Regions from separate parts of the Mus musculus genome. Here region 1 is linked to region 2. A link is a loop called in an ENCODE intact Hi-C map of the cell type or tissue named here. Cell type or tissue: heart. All regions are shown on one strand. Links, peaks and the distances in the headings refer to the core of each region. The heading gives the core; the rest is flanking DNA. Region 1 overlaps Igf1r (insulin-like growth factor I receptor). Region 2 holds the start of Arrdc4 (arrestin domain containing 4).

Region 1 (8,331 bases), core at 89-8,088, 790 kb after region 2:
TTAATCTCTCATAAGAAATATTTTAAAACTGCACACACGTAAAGGTCTCATGGCCTGGGGGTAGGGTACTCTTAGGACTGTAAGACCCTCTGGGTTTTACAGGAAGGGTACCTCACTTCGGAATACAGTTGCTTCTCTGAGCCGCTCTCTGAACAGTTAAACAAGCTGTATCCTAAACCACAGCCCGGCGATCTCTAAAGAAGCCTGGTGTACCCACATTTTCTTGCAACCATTTCTCAGTCACCATCAGCAGGGAAAGGCTGAGGAACTTTAAGGGGATTGGCTTTCTTCCTCCTCTGGACAACACCTACTTCAGCCAGGGAGATGGCTGAACTCCCTATGTGGCCGCTAGATGGCGACTTCGCATCGGTGAGGCGGACAAAGTGCAGATAGGACCCGTTCTAAGACCCTGGCAGAAACTAACGAGAGAAAGGATTGAGGAAGAAACTATGACAAACAACTGTAAAATGGAAGGTGAACAGAGTGGAGCTGGCTACCCTTTGGGGGGGGGGGGATGGCGGGAGGGGATAAAATAACGGAACTCAGAAAGGGTTAACGTTTTTGTTTTTGTTTTGGTGGTTTTTTGTTTTTGTTTTTGAGACAAGGTCTCACTATGTAGCACTGGCTGGCCCAGAACTCACTACATATGTAGACTAGGCTGGTCTTAAACTCAATGAGATTCACCTGTCTCTGCCTCTGCCTTCCACATGCTGGGATTACAGGCCTGTACCTTTGATTTCCCGTATTTATTTGTTGGGGGTGGGGAGGCATGCCACAGAGTACCCGTGGGGGGGGGGGGAGTCTACCTTGGAGAGTTGGTTCTCCCTCCCACCATGAGTCCCAGGGATTAAACACTGGTCTCTTAGGCTTGATGGCAATCGCCCTTCACCCCATTTCACAGAGGAGGAAACAAAGGCACAAAATTAATCTGACTGTGCTACTGAAGAACTGGCATTCAAACCAGCCTCCCTCGCCACTCCTCATCCCGGTAAGTCATGACAGGGAAAGGACAAAGCCCGAGGGAGACTTCTCAGTGTGCGGCCTGGTGGTGCCTGAACTCAAAGGGAGGGAGGGGAAAGTTAGAGCTGTGCAGTTAGAGAAACGCTAACAGCCTCATGTGAAGGAGAAGGCGGCGGGTAGGACATCAAGGGCGGCATCTCTCACATATTAAAACCCTAGAAAGTGCTGGGGGGGCCTGGGAGGAGTTGACCGGAAGCCTACCCTATCGGCCCAACTTTACAGTACCAACATCCAAAACTGGACACCCCCCACACACACTCAAAAAGTAATGAAACTTAAAAATCCACATTTCCGCCAAATTTTCCTGAGTTTAATTTTTCTAAATATAGTAGAAGATAATTTTATTTTGCCGTTTACAGAGACAAGGAGAACCGTCTTTCACAGTCATCCCGAGTCTCCGCCTATTTGCTCAAACTCAGAGAAGTGGCATGTTTTATATCAGAGAACTGATGGACGGCCCAGAGGAATCTAGGCCCACGTGACCTTCCATTGTTCCAGAGGGGCTTTCCAATGTCCATTGCGGGGAGGGGGGCAGAAGACTGTGGTGGAATTCATGCCAAGTCACAGAAAGAGGGCAAAAGCTGGAGTGGGGGATCATCAGAGCCCACTCATGCAGAACTCTGGGGATCAATGTGGATCCTGACAGCGAGGTCTTTATGAGGATCTACTACAGCCCAATACGAGGGGCCTTGGACTTCACATTAAGACTGGGGACTCGCCTGCGGTACACAGCGAGGAAGCAGGCTTGGTAAGCAAGCCCAGGGATCTTTATGGCACTTAGAAGTATCTCAAAGGCCAGTAAGTATGCCCTGTCTACTCAAAGGGTTGGGATGCAGGTCTGGACTGGATGGGGGTGGAGCCAGGATGGGGCAAATCTGCATGATTTCAAGTGACTCAGTGAAGTTGAGAGGAAACATTCAATTAAGCACTCTCTTCAGAAAAGGGCAGGAAGCAGAGCTGAGGTTAACTAGACCTTCCATCGCAGCCAATCTTGGTGACTGAAAAGCTCACTGGTGAGCGTGCTAGAAGAAATGGGGAGAATACAGCATCCAACCAAGAAAGGCCGCTCTTAGCAACGGAAGTCTCTAGGATCCAGCTCTTCTACATTGTGGCTCAACAGACATCACGAAGCCAGTAACGCCCCAAAGTGGACACCAGAACCATCGGCGGGGCGTCCCTGTGCGTTCCCTCAGTACAGTGATGCCCAGGGAGAACTGTCGGAGAGAATGAACACCGTAAGACACAGCTAGGCATGATGAACTGGTGAAGAATTCACTGACTGTCTAAACAGAGTGGACGGCTAGTGACTCAGAATGGTCTTGTCAAATGTCCAGTCAACCGGACAGACGGCTGTTACCTGAAATCTGCACAGGTGCTACTTATTTCTTTCAGCTACTTATCAAAGGTTACTAAAATAATTCAAATTGGGAGAAAAATACCTGTACACTAACTCACTGCTATCTAATATCATCAGGCTTCTGTGCCTTACGGTACGTGTCTCATTTACTCGATCTGACACACTCCCCCAATAATCAACTTATAGATAAGCAAAATACCTCAGGAACTTTCAAGTTCTGATCTGTAAAACAATTTAGGCTTCAATACCATAAAACATGTGTTACCCACATAAAGATTAATCTTAAAAACGACAACTCCAAAGCCAGCTTAAAGGAAGTGCCGTGTTTAAAAAGAAACTGGCAAGTTTAAGTACACAGAAGCCCAGGAGCTATGCACCTCAGTCGGTCACTCAGTCTCTGTGGGTGGAGGAGTGCACGCATGCACACCTGGACAAACATGCCCATCTGGATGCACATGTGCCACTGTGAGGAGCTGGCATTTATGTAACTCCTGCAGGGAGGTGTGAAGTAAAAAGATAGAGTTTGAAGCCTTCAGCTCCTACTACCAGGAGGAATTTTCTGTAATAATGATAAACTCCTTTCTACAAACGCTTCAAGAGGTGCCTAGCCAACTTCGGTGGTACAGGCCTATGGGTGATCCCTGTACTCTGAGGCAAGGGTAGATCAAGTCCAAGGCCAGTGTGGGCTACACCACAAGACCATCTCTAGGAAAAAAACAAAAATCAAGAAAGCAACCTCGGGGTCTCTCCAAAGTTGTTTCTGACATTCCACTGCAAAGTAAACAATTTGGGACAGACATTCTTCTCTCTGCAATACACACTTCCAACATGGCCACATTCTTCTTCTTTAGCAGGCCACCAGATACTCCATGAGAAATTGTGTCAAGCCTACCAGAAAATACAGGAGGGATACTCCCTAAGCCTCAAGACGCATCCCATACCAGCAGTAACCAACTTGAGGATAAATATAAAACCAAACAGCAGCGTCGTTATCTGTGGAAGTCACCACAGTCCCACTGTTCATCACTCAACATAAAGGACGCCAGTTTTTGTTCTGTTCGAGTAATGCCTGAATAGCAATCTGTGAGTTTATAAATCCTTACAATTTGCGACCCAAAAGAAAGAAAAATTAAAGCCTTGCTCACTAGCTTCTTAGTTCTTTATGCAAACATAGCCGTGATTTCTGTGGCTCAATTCATACTCTGAAAAACTGGTGGTAAGACTCATTATGGTATCAGCGTTTCTAACCCAGAGAATGGAGCCTTGTGAGTACCCAGGGTATTTATGGAAGAAAGTGGATGAATTCTCACTCAAGTAGGGACATAGCAACCTTAGGGCTCTAAACCCCATCACAGTAATAAAGAGTAAGGAAAACTGGCACGCGTGAGAACACATGGCATCCATCTCCAGAAATCCAAAGTCACCAAATCAAGGAGGCTAGTACTTTCAGTTAAAGGATTCCAAACAATTTAAGAAAAGAAACGGACTTCATCATGCTAAGGAACTACATCTGCTGAGATAGCGAACTAACTCGTTTTAAAGATCCTTTGTTTACTGTTTTCACAAGCCCATGTCCTCTTCTCTGAACAAGTCAGACCCAGGGGGTGAGGGGATCGAGACAAGGCACCTGTACACATTCTAATCTTTAATCTTTACCAATCCTGGACATCAGCCACGCACTCCCCAATGTCCACAGATCTCAGCGTCACCGAACACTAGGACTGCGCCCGTCCCAAATAACACGTCTTTATAAGGAACTTGGAAACTTCCTCTTGCAGACCTGCTGCCAAACACTACTTACAGGAAGCTCCGAGTGCATCATCACACCGTACAGCCTGTTTGCTGTCTTTCACGTGCATCGGGCGTCTCAGACGGAGAAGCCAAGAGCCGCCGTGGCCACAGCACGTGTGGAAGTATTACATACTTAGTACTACTGAAAGGCGTTCATTTCTGGTGCTCAGATAGCACCTGTCACACGCTGGCTAAGAAAAGCAGTTCAAAGCAAGCTGGCCTCCGGGCACAAATACCTCTTCCACGAACTAGAGTTTGAGTTTTAAATGAGTCTTGAAAACAAATCGGAGAAAATCACAAACCAGAGAAAAACCTGTCTTGTGTGCTTTATGATTCAAAAAAAAAAAAAAAAATTCTTTTAAAGGTACAATTGCCTCTCTGTCTCGTTCTTACACCCCCTCCCCCATACTTAAAAAAAAAAAAGTCCATTCGTTTTTAAATTACAAAAGATTTGGAATTCTGAACACTTCCTAATGATTATCTCCAAACTGTGAAAGCAATGTATACATGGGAAACACCTCTGCAACTGGTCCCACCTTCCAAGCCAGGCAACACTTATGAATATCCCTGGGGGGGGGGGGGTTGATTTTGGAGACAAGGTGTCACTACTTAGCACAGGCTGCCCTCAAACTGGCGTTTCCCCCTGCCTAGGCTTACAGGTCTATGAGTGCATCCAGCATGACGTTACACAGGCAGCGTTAACCACGACTGTCACACCAGTGTTACAAAGACGCCCAACTAGATGGACAGGTATCCGTGGGCCATGGTCTGTGGTGAAATTCCAATATGAGGGAGCCTGAGAGGGTAAGAACAGTGTAGCACTGGCTACACACCAGACCAGCTAAGCCTACAGTAGATTGTTAGTTTTTGTAAAGGGCCTCTCCTGCAAATACAGGGAGAGTGGAACCAAAGGCAACAGCAAGGGGAGTCCGTCCTTCCTCTCCTGGTGATCGCGCCACCTAGCATTCACTTCAGCTTTCACACAGTAAGGGCCCACTAACTGCTGGCTAGACTCAGTCACTTGAAGTGCATTCTGACAAACCAAATGAAACCACATTAAAAGGAAAACTAAAGTGCTCTCAGGGCTCCCGGGGGGGGGGGGGGGAGGAAGGAAGGACAGACAGACATACAGATGAACAGGGAGACAGACGGACAAGGAGTGAAGATGATCTCACTGATGTTCATTACTGATCTATACCTTGCAACCATAACAAGAGATCACCAACAGATGACCTGGAGACAGAGACCAAAAACCCAATGCAAACATTCCCGTCTAGGTCTGTTCCTACGGAAAAGGCAAAGTACATTTAGATAAAGGCACGCCAGTTTGAAAACAAAACCACTTGACTGTGTGCCTAAAATTAATTTTATTTATTTATTTTTATTAAAAACAAAACAAAACTGTTAAGGCTACAGGTTCCTAAACAACAACTGTAACCAACCAAGATGCACCTTCTCAGATTCTGGAGATTTTAAGAAATAAAACTTGTAAATTAAAGAAAAAAGAAAAAGAAAAAGAAAAGGAAAGTCGCACGCGCACTGCCCTACAGTAAGCGGTCCTTCCTCTGCATCAGGACCACTTGTGGCTACTACAGGAGGGAAGAAGTTCCTTCCGTGTGGCTAACATCATACTACTTCTCTACTGGAAAGCTGTAGATAGAAACACGCCCCTTGCCTTAGGCTCCTGAGCCCTGCAGAAGTTCACTTCAGGTTCTGTTTGAGGGCTTTCACTATGGAGCTCACACCTTCATTAGCACTGGTGTGCTGTCCCGGTTGACTCCATCCATCCCTCCATTTACCAAGCCAAGGAAGAGCAAGATTCCTTTCCCTCTACTTGTCTGTTTCTTGCCTGGCATCCAATCCCCGCTGTTACAGCTTCAATTACCAATCTGCTGTACTGCAGGAATTCATGGATCTTAAAAGCTCATGAATTTGGGGGTGGGGGGGAGAGACCAACTCAAACCTGCACCTATGTTTACTGAATAATCTTAGTCAGATTTTAAGGCTTAAGGTAGCACAATGCATTCTTCTCAATCTTTGAAAAAAAATTAAAAAAAAAAAACAAAACAGGTTCAGATGTTACTCACATACCCCCCCCCCAGGTCACTGTTTTCAACCATACAATTCAATTTTTTTTTTTAGTACATTGAGAATTTGTACAACCATCACCACAAACTGAAGCTAAAACACTTTCATCACACACACGCACACGCGCACTCGCACGCGCACACACACACACACACACACACACACACACACACACCTGCCCCAAATCCTGGACCCCTTAACAATCACTTCCCAGTTTGTCCTCCCCAATATCTGGTGAGCAATTTGTCTCTCCCTATGGATTGGCTGAACATTTCATGTAAGTTCATGTAGTGTTCATACAAGATTAGGCAGTTTATAACTTATTTTCTCTGTTTTTAATATTTTAAGCGCCCGGATGTTCAACCCTTGGATCTTTCAGAGATGGTCTTTTCTAATCCTTTTGACAATTCAAACATATGACCTTTTAAACTTCAAGCCCTGAACCCGCACCAGTCTGGCCCTCCACAAAGTATAGTTGACTTGCTATTTCCCTGCATCAAAACCTAAACTATAATTTGCTAGTTAGGTTCTTTCTGAAGTTCTTATTCTGGGCTCTCCTTCTGGTAGGTAATAAAGCACTAACTTCTTTAAACACCAACATTGCACATACCTCCTTTCCTCTGACAATAGGATTTTACCGTGCCCTCGGCAGAAAGATGACTCAATCCTTTTTAGGAGACAACCACAATAACTCTCAAGTGCATGTTGATTTTCAAAACAGAAAGCGGCCCTACATTATCTGGCTGCTCCCTTTCCTAGGTCTGCTCATTCTCCCGCTACAAAACAAACATGTCTGCAGGGCTGCCTTTCTTCAAGAAACTTCCACAGTCCCAAGTTAAAGATGAAAACATATCCACAGATGTCGCACTCCAAAGAATCACCATTCCTTAAACCTAATACCTGTATGGCTGGAAGACTGCCTCTGCTGGCACCCAGAGACTTTCTCCTCAGTTATGTGGTTTAGCACCTTTGGGGCTAAAACTTAACCCTTCAGCTGTAAAGAGGGAAGGGCAGACACCCAGACAGAACTTTAGCAGGCCCTAACCAGGATCCCAAGTGCTTTCAGGATGGCCATCAAACTTTAGGAAATTGACCATCATAAAAGGCGGCTCTCAGGAAGCGTTTGGTCCCCACCGGATTAAAAACAACACAATGAAAGACCCTTCTCCTGCTGCCCCTGCTCTGGACAAAGAATATCCTTCAGCAAGACCCAGCTCCGTCCTGTTTCGGATGCCTGCATCCTGCCCCAAGAAGCAAGGCAAGGCCACCACTGCTTCTTTGCATTGCAGAACTTCTGCTGTTAAATAGCAAAAGTAGAGATGTACACAGTACAATAAGATGCCATAGGAAAATGGACTCGTTCCTAGTGTCTTCTAAACCATATTTAGTCCTTAAAGGCTAGAAATCTTCCCTGCCCCCAAACACCATCTAACCGCCTTTCACCCAATCCAGTGTGCTCAAAGTTTGGAAAACAAAGGGCAGGAGAGCCCAGATTTGTGAGGTCGGCCATAGTCTGCGAGTCTTTCTCTAGTCTTACTATAGCTATAGTTCTTTTAAGAACTACTCGGACTCCATCATAGATATTTCTTAAAAGAGGCTCAAGGGTTTGTTTATAGAAACAGCCTTTGTGAACTACGGCAGCGGTAGGGTCCCTAGCAGGCTCCATCGTGTCACACCCCCCCCCCACCCCAACTCAAGGCTAGGTCGTGATTTTTCGAAGTTAATAGGCACCACCTGCATACATTCTGCAAACATTACTCATCCGCACGCCCTCACTTCCCCAGCCCCTACTCGGAGACTGCATTTAAACTTTTAATCGCGTTCAAATTACTCTACCATCTCTAAAGCACCAGTATGCCACACTGTTTTTCTCGAGAACAAAACCCCCTCCTCCTCCTCCTGCCCGCATACACTGTGGAGAGTTCTCATTCCCAGAGACACCCCCCACCACCACCTACTCCTACCCGACACCACCAAAACAAAAGCTATCAGATTGCAAGCGATAGCAAGCATGAGCGATACTGCTTATTAAGTATGTACAAAGGAAGTGCAGAGCGGGGGGGGGGGGGGGGGAG
Region 2 (8,331 bases), core at 195-8,194:
CACACAAAAATCAACAGCTTTTCTATGTTCCAATAATGAACATTCTGTGAGAGAAATCAGGAAAAACACCCACAGGAGCCTTTAAAAGACAGTGAAATAGATAGGATGGAAGCCAATCAAGGAGGTGAAAGACTGATATAAAGTACTAAAACACGGAGGAACAATTTTGAACAAAACACTATCCTAGAAGAGGAAGAGACATTTAACACAAAACAGATCAAAGATTTCAATACAAACCTGAAACTTTGATGCTACTAGAAGAAAACATGCATGAATCAGAAACACTTCAAGATACAGAGCTGAGCAACACCTTTCTAAAAAGAATTCTGACCACTCAAAAAAAAATGATTAGCATGGGCATTGCATGCTAATAAAAACCTTCTACACAGCGGTCTTTGTGAGCTAGGCTGCATTAAATCCAAATCACTCTGAGATTCTATCTTACTACAGTCAGAATAGCTAAGATCAAAAACTCGAGTGACAGCACATGCTGGCAAGGATGAGAAACAACGGGAACACTCTTCCATTGCTGGAGGGAGTACAAACAAGTTCAACCACTCTGGAAATCAATCTGGCGGTTTCTCAGAAAATTGGGAATACACACACACAAGATTCAGCTATATGTTCCTGAGCATATACCCAAAGGATGTCCCACTATACCACACGGACATTTGCTTGACTCCATTCATAGAAGCTTTATTCATAACCAGAAACTGGAAACAACATAGACACCCTTCAACTGAAGAATGGATATAGAAAATGTGGTACACCTACACAATGGAATACTACTCAGCTATGAAAAACAAAGGCATCATGAAATTTGTAGGCAAATGGATGGAATGTCATCCTGTGTGAGTGTAGTGGCTATTCCTGGTTGTCAACTTGACAATATTTGGAATGAACTACAATCCGGAATTGGAAGGCTCACCAGTGACCCTTATCTGGAGGCTTGGAGATCCTTATCTGGATCTTGGTTTGAAGATCTTGAGCCATAGTGGCTATGGATTCCAGAAGATTGAATCTCCGAGTTAAGGAACACACCTTTAATCTGGGCTATGCCTTTCATCTGGGATTAAAGGTGTGGTGGAACACACCTTTAATCTGGGCTACACCTTTTGCTGGAGACAATATAAGGACATTGGAAGAAGGGAGTCTAGCTCGAGCTCTTGCTCCTTCGCCTGCTTGCTGCGTGAGACTGAGTAACTGCTAGATCCTTGGACTTCCATTCACAGCTGCGACTGAACAATTGTTGGGAATTGGGCTGCCGACTGTAAGTCATCAATAAATTCCTTTATTATCTAGAGACTATCCATAAGTTCTGTGACTCTAGAGAACCCTGACTAATACAGTGAGGTAACACAAACTCATAAAGACATACACGGCAGGTACTAACTTATAAGTTGGCATTAGCCATCAAGTACAAAATAACCATGCTGCAATCCAAGACCCAAAGAAACTAAGAAATAAGGAGGGCCTAAGGAAAGGAATGATGTGCGACTCTTACTCAAAGGTGGGCATAAAATAGACATCAGAGATGGACAGAGGAAAGGAACTGAGTGGGAGAGGGGGTAAGGAGGGAACAGGGTTGGGGATCAGGTGTGGGCAGAGGTGATGACTGGAGAGGACTGGGGGTGTGAATGGAAATCAGTGGGGGCATCTTTCAAAGTAGCTGGAGACATGGGATGAGGAGGACCACCAGGAATCAATGGTGGTGATCATAACTGAGATTCCTACCAGCAGAGGATATGAAGACTGAAGTGTCCACCTCCTGTGGCCAGGCAGGACTTCCAGTGAAAGGAGAAGGGCATCAAAGCACCCACAAAACCTTCTAACTAAAATTTGTCCTGATTACAAGATATGCAAGGATAAAGATGGAGCACAGATTGAGGGAACAGCCAGCCAATACCTGACCCAACTTGAGACCATCCCATGTGAGAAAGCCAGCCCCTGACACCATTAATGTTACTCTGCTATGCTTTCAGACAGGTGCCTTGTATAACTGTCTCCTGAGAGGCTTCATCCAGCAGCTTATGGAAACAGATGCAGAGACCTACAACCAAATATCAGGCAGAGCTAGGGGAGTCTTGTGGAAGAGTGGAAGATAGAAGTGACAAGCAAGAAGGATTAAGAACACCACAAGAAGACCTACAGAATCAACTAACCCAGGGCCATGGGGATTCACAGAGACTGAGCCACCAACCAAAGAGCATGCAGGGACTGGATTTAGACTCCCTATACATTGATGTAGATGTGCAGCTTGGTCTTCATGTGGGTCCTCTAACTATTGGAGCAGGGGTCTCTGACCCTGTTGCCTGATATTTGATCCCTGTCCCCTAGCCAGATTGACCAGTTGGGCCTTAGTGGGAGAGGAGGGTCCTGCTGTAACTTGATGTCCCAATGTAGGGTGGGCCCAAAGAGGAGAAGGGGAGGGGGTAATAGTGGAAAGAATTTGTAAGAGTAGGGCATGGAGGAGAGGATGGAGTGGTCCTATGATCAGGATGGAAAGTGAATTAATTAATGAAAAAATAATTCAAACAGCAGAACACCAAAACAATATAATCTTATCAATAAAAGAGCAAATGATTAGTCCTGACACTTCTAAACAGAAATATAAGTGACATACACACATAAGCACATACACATGCAAACACACATCATAAAGTTTTATGTGTGTATTTCTGTGTTATGTGTGTGTGTATACATTACACTAAACTTGACATAACGTTTTATATGTGTGTATACATATGCATGTGTGTGAGAGAGAGAGAGAGCAAGAGTGTGTGTCTATGTATGAACATGTTCATGCCATGCTATGCATGTGGAGGACAGAGGACAGCTCGCAGGAGTAGTTCTTTCCCTCTCACCTGTAGGTCCTGGGCCTCAAAGTCCAGATGGTCCAGCTTTATGGCAAGTGCCTTTACCTGCTGAGTCATCTCACCAGCCCCAAGAACTACATTTGCTAAACTGCTCTTGCTCACACATCCAGGTGCCTATAGTCTAAAATCATTACTGGCACAATCATTGCTGGCACAATGACTCGTGCTTATAAATGCTAGCACTTAGGAGAGAGAGGGGGTCTGGACACCTGAACTACCCATATTTACTTAGTGTAAACCCTGTCTCTAAAACCTAAAGGTTGGAGATGTGGCTTAGTGAGAGAGAGAGCTTGCCTGCTTTGCAAAAAATCTTAGGTTGGATCTCCAAACCTAGTAAAACAAACAAGCAAAAAACAAACAAGCAAAAAACCAAAATCTTGGTCTCTGGTAGCATGGGATGCCATGTCTACAGTTCTGTCCTGGTGCCAGTCTGTGCATGTCAGTGAACTTTCACCTCTTTCCTAGACACTTAATTTTGAGGAGAACATCTCTCCCTGGAGCCAGTGGAAGATCAGTAAGAGGTCCAGCACTATTCATCTGTCTCAAAACCGGTGGTTGTGATCCATCATTCAGTGTTTGTTAACACACATTGATTGAGTATTGCTTGCTTCTGTGTTAGATACAAAAGGTTAAAAAACAATGCATGAGAGCAAAGTCTTTGTCCTCAGTGGGGGCAATAAACACCGTGCAAGTACATGTTTAAGATCAAGCTGTGCTGTGAAGGAAAGGAAGCAGGGACCATTATAGACACTGTGATCAGGAACCCAAGGGTAGTATTTCGGGACCCCCAGGGCTGGATTTATGGCTCTTTTTACTTTCTTTGAGAAGTGTTAAAGAATCTTTGGACACCCTAAAGCCTTACTAAAGTTACAGTGTTCTTTGAGGGTGTGACTCCTGGCAGGTCAACCATGCTGCAGTGGATGGCCTCTGCTCAAATGTATGAGCAGCACAGATAGAGCACCAGTGAGCTCTATGACAGCAAACCACACTTTAAATTAAATCAACAATTTTGAAAAGAGGACGTGAAGTTAGAATATGGAGGTAAGTATGCGTTTGGAAGGAGTTAGGGGAGGAATGGGGGTAGAATATGAGCAAATATACTGCATGCATGCATGGACTTCTTCAAGAATAGAAATATTATACAAATGAATAAATAGATAGATAACAATAAAAATGCCCGTGTTGATCATCTAAACTCAAAAGAGTGCAGTAAAACAACCTATACTTTCAGAGCCTTGGAAAGAAAATATCCTTCAGTTTCAATTTTCAATTATCAAACCTTGATAACAGCTTACGCACTTAGAATTTTAACGAGGGGAAATAAAGGATTACAAATTGATAGACAAATAATTACACATATTTAAATATTCTAGATACCAAAAGGCTATCTAGAACGGTGTGAATTAAAAAGAAACCAGCAAGAAGAGCTGTGGGTTTGGGGAACAAGTCACGGAGACAGCTGGGCATGTTCTAGGACTATGATCCCGGGGTTACGAAATCCTTTTGGGTGGGGCACTTGTGTGTCAAGTATCGATCTTTTTTTCCAGACATAATATTTGCACACTTTACAACTTATGCATGTATATAACGACCAAATAGAGTATTATTCAGTCAATAATGGAGTCCTTCTGTTTGCATCAGCACCAATAAGTGGCAGGTGCTGTTTTAAAACCACGACCTTATTTAGAGGCAGAAGAACCAGAGACGGAGTCTGGCTGGACTTCAGCAACCAGGAACAGAACTTCTCAGGACAAAAGCACTAAGAATCACAGCATTCTTCCAAGACATTGGCTCTCAGCTAGTACAGGAATTCTGTCTGAGACCCAAAGAGGTGTGGCTCAGAATCATGAAAGTTAGCAGATTCTGATATCTGCTTTAAAGTTCCAAGGCAGCCAGCATAAAGCGAGACTCCTGAGTTCCATTTTCCAAGAAACCTTTTGCTGGGCACTCTGCAGAAGTAATCTTAAACTGGGCCTGCTGCAGCCACAAGTTCATGTTCTAGTACAAACTACTCTAGCCTCTCTGAGCTGGAAAGCCCGCCCCCACTATAACCATAGCAACGCTGACACCAATGCGCCGGTGAGCCGGGAACCGCCCCCTCCCTAACAGATATTGTTTCCCATCCTCTGTCCACATGGGCGCACTGCCTCACTATTGGTCTGTGGCCCAGGACTGTGCCTTGCTCCCACCAATAAAGGTCCTGTGCACGTGCACTATGGTGTCTCCCGATTGGTGAAGCCCTCCTGATCACGCACCACCGTCCTGCTCAGCCTGGTGTGGGGGCGCCAATGAAATGACTAAGTGGCCATGTACAGCCAATGGGAAAGAAGCAGGTTTCGCGACTGGCCAATGGCAGTGCTCTGTAGGCGGGCCGTGTCAGCCCCTTTCCAGTCCCAGTGGGGTGTGTTAAAGAGACAGGGCCCCAGTGCGGGTGTTTCACCCGGCTGGGCGCTGTGGCCGTAGTGGCCCTGGGTGTGCGGCCGGCGCCCGTGACAGCAGCGTCGCGGAGCCGGCTACCCCGACCTGGGGCCACTGCGGATCTTGGTGGCAGAGCCGCATCGCCTGGCGGAATGGGAGGCGAGGCGGGAGCCGATGGTCCTCGGGGCCGTGTCAAGAGCTTGGGGCTAGTGTTCGAAGATGAGAGCAAGGGCTGCTACTCAAGCGGCGAGACAGTGGCCGGGCACGTGCTGCTGGAGGCGGCAGAGCCGGTGGCCCTGCGCGGACTGCGCCTGGAGGCCCAGGGCCGTGCCACCTCTGCCTGGGGCCCGAGCGCTGGGGCCAGGGTCTGCATCGGTGGGGGCTCTCCCGCAGCCTCCTCAGAAGTGGAATACTTGAACCTGCGGTTGAGTCTGCTGGAGGCCCCAGCTGGTGAGCTTGGAGATCCCCAGGGAGGGGGGCGGGAAGGGGCGCGTCCCTGGGTGCTGGGTGGCACTGAGGGAAGCTTCTGGAAGGGGAGTCATCTGCTGTCACGGGGGAAGGGCAGGAGGCCAAGCCTGTGCCCCTACCTGGCTTCTAGGAGGAGGCCAGACCCTTTTGTGTTGGTGTGTACCTTTGAACTTAGCTTCCTGCGATCTTCTAGTAACCTATTACAGAATCGTTGCCATGGAAACCCGCCATCTGACTGTCTGGGTTCTAGGTCCTTCCTCACCTGGAGGCATGGAAGGTGGAATTGGTGACATTCTGTTATGTGGTGCCCAGAGTTTGATGGCCTGCTGCTCCTGCCTGTCCTGGCCCTAGACACTCCCGGGTTCATGATGATTTACAGAAAACTAAATCTTGGGAAAAGGGAAGTGGTACTTGGGTAGTTCGAGAGAAGTGTCTCCTCACTGGGGAACATGAATCTCACTAAGAGCCATCCATTGCTGTAGCTCCCCTTCCTCTTACCTCTCCCCATTCAGAAAGGCCTTTGCAGACAATGCCTGCCATCTGGGCCATTTCTGACTTTTCCAGAAGTGCCCATGCATATGTATGTTGGGTTCATGTGATTGCATTTCATCATGAAAATGCTAGTAACCGTGAGTCAGTCTTCTCTCAGTGGAAACTATTGTAAACTTCTATCTGTCTGCCTCATCATCTTGGACCTATCAAATGCCTTAAGCTTACTACCTAGTGCATCGTATCCTCCTGTGGAGAAGTACAATGGTGTCCAGATAAATCCTCAAATATGTGCCTAACGAGAGCTGTATTTTGGATAATGGGGTGTGGCAGGTGAGAGCTCTACCTGCTTTAATGTCCTTTCCTCACTGTGGATTCCAGGAGTCTTTTCTCCCAGTGATTAATAACCAACAAGGATGTTAAAGGTGGCTGACTGGAGGGAAGGCCGTGGCAGCGAGAGGTAACCAGGTTTCTGTTTAAGATTCGGCCCCTGCGCCTGTAAGGATGAGAACTGAACGCTGCTTTGGTAACATCTGGGCTAACAAATAGGTTTTGACTCACAAGTAAGATCTTGTTGCTTTGTTCTAATGAAACAGCTACATCTAGACAGCTGCCAGTTTTCCTAGAATGTGTTAGCAATGGTTATAGTTTGCTTAAAGTCAGCTTTTATTTAAGGAGTGGGGGAACATTTCCCCCACATACTTACAACTTGGAAGAACTTAGCAACTTGACACAGATTCTCAGGGTCATTAACTTCATAAACTAGTTATCATTCAATGACCTAGGGTGATCTTTTTTTTTTTTAAATAACTGTTGACCCCTAGGATCTATTTTAAACTGTTGGATCTATGTTTTAAAAATCTTCCCAGAATATTCTTTAAAATTATTATTCTTATTGAGCCACTTACTATCATTGTGCCTGAACCACTTCAAGTCCTTATGAAAAAAGATCGTGATAGAAAGACCTAGACACCTCGGCCGAAGAGATGGCTCAGCCATTAAAGGCTAGGCTCATAGCCAAGGATATAAGAAAGTCCCAGGGACCAAAGCAGAGAATTAGCTTCAGTTCATAGGCACCCACCAGAGTGTGACCTTACACAGCCCCTCTCGTCCCCTCTACAATGTTTCTAGATCCCAGGGCTCATGAAAAGGTTTCATGAAAAGCTCTGGTTGGAAGGGCTTTGGTGGATAAAGCAGCTTCCTTTAACATTGTAGCCCTCAGTGGACAGGTGGAAACAGTGAGAGCCATAAAACAGAAGCAGAAATGGCCACACCTTACATCTTCTGAATGTTTCTAATTAAACATAAAAATTAAAAAGAGAAAGAAACCTTTTTACTCGGTATTACAGCGTTTGTCCGTTTCCTCAAATTGGTTTTCTCATTTGAAGTCCTGTAAGGCCTGGGTTGGCTTGCTTCTTGAGGGGCTCTTCATCTCTCTTGATCACTTTTTAGTATGCTAGCAACTCTACATGCCCGTTCCCTTCATCCAAACTCTACCCGCTCATCTGTATTCTGGTCCTCAGCTCCCAGGCCCACCATGAAGTCTCAGGACTTCAGGACTCTGTAGTCTTTACTTGATGCAGATATCCATTCCCCTTTCCTCCAATTGTTCTTTTGAGGACCGAAGTATTCATCCTCATTATCACCCGAGCTTGCCATTTAAGTCCAGTAAATCCACACTGCTAAACATTTGTGTGCACTTTGTCATGTGTCACATGGCGATCACACTCTATCTCAGCTCTGCGGGCCTAATGAGCCCCTTGGAAGCGATAAGGTACAGAAGTGTCCCTTGACTCCAGGCCTCTAGCTCTGCTGAGACCCTCCTGAGGCTTGTGTGGCCGTCCACTCCTGCACGTAGGGAGCCTCTGGGATGCACACTGCATCACACCATGTAATCTGAACCTGTGTTCTTCTGACTAGTTATTGTTCACGTTGCCTTCAGGTCACCAGCCTGTGATGTCTTTCTTTACAAAGTGGACCCGAGTTCCTTGTTTCTCCTTAATGTGAAAAGTAGAGAGAAAGGTTTAGGAGACTCGTTGAGTCAGTGATGCATTCTTATTCTCTAAAGGCACAGGACTGA

What was found. A loop is a pair of places that touch in the nucleus more often than their neighbours do. Peaks named below come from ENCODE experiments on the same cell type or tissue, not always from the same donor. Only the 100,000 strongest peaks of a DNase experiment are listed, where the experiment ranks them.
Region 1: it touches region 2 in a loop (10-fold over the local background); 1 of 42 quality-filtered maps calls a loop at or near these places.

Annotation. Positions count from the first base shown.
Region 1 is chr7:67,954,098-67,962,428 of GRCm38, reverse strand. All of the region lies in intron 1 of Igf1r (insulin-like growth factor I receptor), which reads right to left. Among named protein-coding and RNA genes, the nearest start is that of Igf1r, 6.0 kb to the right of the region's middle. In heart, for the core only: a CTCF peak has its summit at 345 (motif pointing right); DNase peaks (open chromatin) are centred at 358 and 4,168; H3K4me3 peaks cover 1,795 bases; H3K27ac peaks cover 4,295 bases.
Region 2 is chr7:68,746,182-68,754,512 of GRCm38, reverse strand. Arrdc4 (arrestin domain containing 4) reads left to right here and starts at 5,275. Exons shown (of 8, transcript NM_001042592.2): 1 at 5,275-5,744. The coding sequence starts at 5,447. In heart, for the core only: no CTCF peak of the experiment used is centred there; DNase peaks (open chromatin) are centred at 5,112 and 5,872; H3K4me3 peaks cover 2,336 bases; H3K27ac peaks cover 1,708 bases.